Regions from separate parts of the Homo sapiens genome. Here region 2 is linked to region 1. Evidence: chromatin loops called from intact Hi-C (ENCODE). Cell type or tissue: CD4-positive, alpha-beta T cell. All regions are shown on one strand. Each heading gives the region's core, and the rest is flanking DNA. Links, peaks and the distances in the headings are about the cores only. Region 1 holds the start of SLA2 (Src like adaptor 2). Region 2 overlaps DLGAP4-AS1 (DLGAP4 antisense RNA 1).

Region 1 (2,910 bases), core at 115-2,614:
TGAGCACGCTGCCCAGAATATTGTGTTTTTTTTTTTTTTTTTTTTTTCAGTATCTCACTTGGGTCCCATTTCAGATACAGTGACCAAGTCCCTGAGAGGACAACCATGTGATTCTGTTCATGTAGCCCATTCGTGCAGGACTGGGCCTGCCATCATGTGTATTTTGTGCTTCTGAAGATCATTTTTCAGCAGTGGGGGTAAGAGTGATGAATTTGGCCAGGCACAGTGGCTCATGCCTGTAATCCCAGCAATTTAGGAGGCTGAGACAGGAGGATTGCTTGAGGCCAGGAGTTCGAGACCAGCCTGGGCAACATAGTGAGAACCCCCACCCCCACCCCCACCACCGCCTGCCATCTCTACAAAAATATAACGAATTAGCTGGGCATGGTGGTACATGCCTGTAGTCTCAGCTACTTGGGAGGCTAAGGCAGGAGGATCACTTGAGCCCAGTGGTTCAAGTCTATAGTTAGTCATAATTACGCCGCTGCACTCCAGCCTGGGTAACAGAATGAGACCCCAACTCAAAAAAAAAAATGAATTTGGATTGAGTTAAAGGGAGACCTCTCCCTCTCTTCCAATTGAGAAATATCACCCCTTTGAGAGTGAGAGTGCACTGTAGGCTCTACAGCTGAAATGTCTTGAGAGATGGTAGCCCTCACGTTCCTGACTTTGGAGTCTGACTGCAGCGCAGAGAGGGGCCCAAAGTCACACAGCAAGTGCGCACCTGAGATGGGACTAGGACGGGCGTGAAGACAAGCTGCACGGAAGAGCGTAAGCTCCAAGAGGAGGTCAAAGGTGGAGCAGGTGAGTCTTGGTTCTTCTGGGACCCCCAGAAACCACCCCTCTTTACAGCCTCAGTAGAACCACTCCCCCTTCTCCTTGAGCTTGTTTTTTTCCCAACAGCAAATAAAGCCCAGTCCCAGTCGGGGCAGGGGAGACCATTCTTCCTCACCTGTCTCCAGGCCATCCAAGAACAAAAGCAAGCATACTTACTGGTTTGTCATCAAAGGCTTGGGAAGACAGCTCTGCTGAGACGCATGCTCTGGCTGGACAGGTTAGGGCTTTGGGGGCCCTTCTGGAAGTCTGCCAGTGTCCTTGGTCCTAGGACACCCAGAACTCTCTCAGCCTGGGAGGATCTTCAGGGAGAGGCTAGGTGTTGGTTTGGGTAGCTCAGCATCTGTCTGCAGTCAGCAGTTTGTACACCAGGGATGGATCAGCTGCCCCATGCTCCTTAGGGATTCTGGACTGGGGAACCCTCCCAAGCACAGCCGAGCCAGGGAGGGAAGGCCCAGGGCCCTTTGAGCTCTGTCACAGAGACACAGGCGTGGGGTCCTTGGAGCTCTAGCTCCGACTGCAGACTCTGTGGTTCTCACAACCACCCGTTTCCTCTGACGGCATCACAGACCGTCGAGGAGCCACCTTCCCCAAGTTCCTGTTTCTAGGGGAGCAGCTGCTGCCTTGTCATGATCGTGGAGCAAAAGGTTTTTCTCTGGCTTTGTGGCTTAGTCTTGTCCAAGGAACACAGGACTGAGGAAAATGAGCCGGAGTTCCCATGCTGGCCTGACCATAATAATCACTCAGCGGGACTTAATTGTAGCAATTTCTGGGATCTCCCAAACTTTCTAAATCCAAGTCTCCAGATAGGGAGCCCAGGAATCTAAATTTTAAACCCTGCAGGAGATTCCCTTGACTGACGAGTGTGGGAAGCACTGCCTTCTCAGCCTTTAATGTGTATAGGAATCACCTGGGGATCTTGTTGCACTGCAGGCTCTGATTCAGAAGGTCTGGGGCAGAGTTCAGTATTTTGCATTTCTAATACGCTCCCAGGTGACCCCCATGTTGCCAGTCTGGGGACCACACTTTGAATAGCAGCAGTATCTGGACAGTGGTCTCCAAGTATGGTCCCTAGACCAGCAGCCTCAGCGGGAATTTGTTAGACATGCAAATTCTCAGGCCGCATCCCAGATCTATGGAATCATACTCTGGAGGTAGGCCCAGCAATCTGTTTTCATGCCTCCAGGTGATTCCGATGCATGCCCAGGCTTGATTTTTTTTTTTTTTTTTTTTTTTTTTTTTTTACAGGGTCTTGCTTTGTCACCCAGGATAGAGTGCAGTGGCACAATCATAGCTTAGTGCAGCCTTGACCCAGGCTCAAGTAATCCTCCCTTCTCAGCCTTGAGTAGCTAGGACTACAGGTGTGCACCAGCACTCCTGGCTAATTTTAAATTTTTTTTGTACAGATGAGGTTTCACTGTGCTGCTCCATCTAATCTCAAACTCCTGGCCTCAATTGTTCCTCCCACTTCCACCTCCCTAAGTGTTGGGATTACAAGCATGAGCCACAGTCCATGCCCAAGCTTGAGAATCACTGGTCTAGGATAAAGAATCTGACTCTGGCTGAATTGTCTTTGATCAGTGTGTTACCTTCAGTCCCACTCTTCATTAAGATTTAACCACACCCTCTCGCTGCTTCCCCATTAGGGGGATTAGTACTCTTGGAGACAAAGGGCCCACTGCACTGAAATGATTCCTGACTCCAGCTCAGCCCATGCAGCCCTTTCTGGGGCCTTGCCAGCTACAGCACTCCTGCTCAGGTTCTCCTTTGATCCTAGGGAAGGCTGGTTTGATTTTTATCCTTGTAGGCACTTGGCACACAGAGCTGAAGGAGCCAGAGTGGAGGCACACTTCTGCAAGAGAGTTCTAATCAGGACGTTAGAATGGGTGACAGCCACTCAGGGATGTGGGCCTTGGCAGGGAGGGACTTGAGCTTGAGCCCACCTTCCCACTCCTGCTGCCATACAACTGTAATGCCCGTCTTCTTATGATACGCACATCTTCAAAACAAGCCTCAAGGTGCAGTTCATGAATGGGGCAGGAAGTAGGGAATCTCTGGTCTCTTCTTAAAAGAATC
Region 2 (2,910 bases), core at 113-2,612, 90 kb before region 1:
AACAGGGCTGCATATCAAAAGCAATATGAGGGAGAAAAGACATGGGATGAGAGTATCGCCCAAGAACTTCAGTGTAATTTTAAAACATGCAGACTTAACCACTGCAGAATTGCCCAGGGGACTCTTCATACATAGCCAAGGACCCATTCAAAACCCTCAAGAGTGGATTCCTAGGGTGAGGTGGGGCTTAGAGGTAGTGCCTGGGGACATATTGATGGCCTTGTGTCCTGAATGCAGTGTGTCATATGCAAGTGAGGAGGACAAGGAAGAGATGGGGCCACGCTGACTGGGAAGAGAGAAAGAGTGAAGCTTATATAAGATAGTACCTGAAATTAACAGGGTCCTACCTGATGAATAAACCTCAATAAGGACAAGCATGGATGGAGAAAGGACACAAGAACTGATTGAGGTCTATCTGGAATTCAGGAGGAACCCTGGTCATTACCTTTAACTGATGAAAAAACAAAGCCAATCGCCCAGGCGCAGGGGCTCATGCCTGTACTCCCAGCACTTTGGGAGGCCGAGGTGGGCAGATCACCTAAGGTCGGGAGTTCGAGACCAGCCTGACCAACATGGAGAAACCCTGTCTCTACTAAAAATACAAAATTAGCCGGGCGTGGTGGTGCATGCCTGTAATCCCAGCTACTGGGGAGGCTGAGGCAGGAGAATCACTTGATCCTGGAAGGCAAAGGTTGCAGTGAGCAGAGATCGCGCCACTGCACTCCAGCCTGGGCAACAGAGCGAAACTCTATCTTAAAAAAAGAACAAAGCCAAACTGAAGGAGGAACTTTGCCCGTGGTCTCTGGGCTAGAGAATGGGGCAAGGTAAGGAGAAGGATGTGGAGCCAGATGGGACGCGCCGCAAATACCCAGAGATCTTTTTTTTGAGACAGGGTCTATCTTTGTCACCCAGAATGGAGTACAATGGTGCGATCATGGCTCACTGCAGCCTTGACACCCTGGGCTCAAGCAATCCTCCTGCCTCAGCCCCCACAAGTAACTGTGACTACATGTGTGCGCCACCACACCTGGCTAATTCTTGTATTTTTTGTAGACACGGGGTTTCATCATGTTGCCCAGGCTGGCATACAATATTTTTAATCATTCTGTGCACAATACAAAGTTTTGACTGTGACCCGTCACACATGGTGAATTATGGAATATTCCACTCGTGGCGTCATGTTGGTGCTCAAAACGTTTCAAATTTTGGAGAATTTCAGACTTTGGATTTTCAGATCAGGGATGCTCAACATGTATATAGTAACAAAACACACAGGATTTGCTGGCAACTGAAGCCCCATTCAATAAATATAATGGTGTAAAAGCAAATACGAGAACTGCACCCAAGCAAATAACAGCAACTAAAAAGCAAGCCACAGTGCAAAAAATATACTGAGGGAATTCCTACCCAGCACCTGCAGCAAAAGTCAACAAAATCTGGCACAAAGCCACAAAACCCATTCCTGCCGGATATGATGTTGCCACACTTCACCACTAGGGGACGACGAAGGTCACCCAGCGAATTTGGGCCGCGATGCTCAGAATTCCTGGCCCCGTCTGCTTTCCCAGACAACGGATGGCCTCTTTGGCACCTGTAAGGTCCCCCAAACTGCAAGATGCTAGAAAGCAATCTCAAGGGACCAGCAGCCCCAGGCCTATGAAGCCCTCAAGAGCCTAACTCGTTCTCTTCCATCCACAATATGGGCATGTTATATTGGGGTGCCCAAGGGCCCCACTTTGCACCATTCTCTTCCATCCACAATATGGGCATGTTATAAGATGGTAAGGAAGGCTGGCCATGGTGGCTCACACCTGTAATCCCAGCACTTTGGGAAGCTGGGGTGGGCGGATCACTTGAGGTCATGAGTTCCAGACCAACTTGGCCAACATGGTGAAATCCCGTCTCTACTAAAAATACAAAAATTAGCTGGGCATGGTGGCAGGCTCCTGTAATCCCAGCTACTAGGGAGGCTGAGACAAGAGAATCACTTGAACCTGGGAGGCAGAGGTTGCAGTGAGTGGAGTGCCCGGGCAACAGAGCAAGACTCAGTCTCAAAAAAAAAGGCCAGGCGCGGTGGTGCATGTCTGTAATCCCAGCACTTTGGGAGGCTGAGGCGGGTGGATCACCTAAGGTCAGGAGTTCAAGGTCAGCCTGACTAACATGGTGAAACCCCATCTCTACTAAATACAAAAAATTAGCCAGGTGTGGTGGCCTATGCCTGTAATCCCAGCTAATTGGGATGCTGAGGCAGGAGAATCGCTTGAACCCGGGAGGTGGAGGTTGCAGTGAGCCGAGACCACGCCATTGCACTGGACAACAAAAGCAAAACTCCGTCTCAAAAAAAAAAAGACGGCAGGGAAGCTGCAGAATAGGCCAGGCAAGGCGGCTCACAGCTGCAATGCCAGCAGTTTGGGAGACCAAGGTAGGCGGATCACTTGAGCACAGGAGTTCAAGACCAGTCTGGGCAACATGGCAACACCCCATCTCTACAAAAAATACAAAAATTAATCTGACATGAAGGTGCATGCCTGTAGTCCCAGCTACTAAGGAGGCTAAAGTGGGAGGATCATCTGAGTCTGGGAGGTCCAGGCTGCAGTGAGCTGAGATTGTGCCACTGCAGTCCAACCTGGGTGACAGAGCGAGACTGTGTCTCCAAAAAACAACAAAAACAAAAATTAAAATTAAAATTAAATTGCAGAAGGCATTTTTTAGAAAGGGGGAAAAGGGTAAGTGAGTCTTATGCCAGCAAACTGGATATCATCCCCACTTAACAGATGAGGAAATAGAGGCTCAAAGAGGCAATGCAACCTATCCAGGCTCAATCATACCGCTAGGGAACATCAGAACCAGATTCAAAGACAGGTGGGTCAGATCGTTGTCACTGGGACACTGTACCCCCAGCCCCAGTCA

The links. A loop is a pair of places that touch in the nucleus more often than their neighbours do. Peaks named below come from ENCODE experiments on the same cell type or tissue, not always from the same donor. Only the 100,000 strongest peaks of a DNase experiment are listed, where the experiment ranks them.
Region 2: a loop joins it to region 1, with 13 times the contacts of the local background. A loop is called at or near these places in 3 of 110 quality-filtered maps.

The regions. Positions count from the first base shown.
Region 1 is chr20:36,644,844-36,647,753 of GRCh38, forward strand. It overlaps SLA2 (Src like adaptor 2), which reads right to left and starts at 1,353. Exons shown (of 8, transcript NM_032214.4): 1 at 994-1,353. In CD4-positive, alpha-beta T cell, for the core only: no CTCF peak of the experiment used is centred there; a DNase peak (open chromatin) is centred at 1,388; H3K4me3 peaks cover 1,563 bases; H3K27ac peaks cover 1,886 bases.
Region 2 is chr20:36,555,207-36,558,116 of GRCh38, forward strand. All of the region lies in intron 2 of DLGAP4-AS1 (DLGAP4 antisense RNA 1), which reads right to left. Among named protein-coding and RNA genes, the nearest start is that of MYL9, 15 kb to the left of the region's middle. In CD4-positive, alpha-beta T cell, for the core only: CTCF peaks have their summits at 1,501 (motif pointing right) and 1,700; a DNase peak (open chromatin) is centred at 1,475.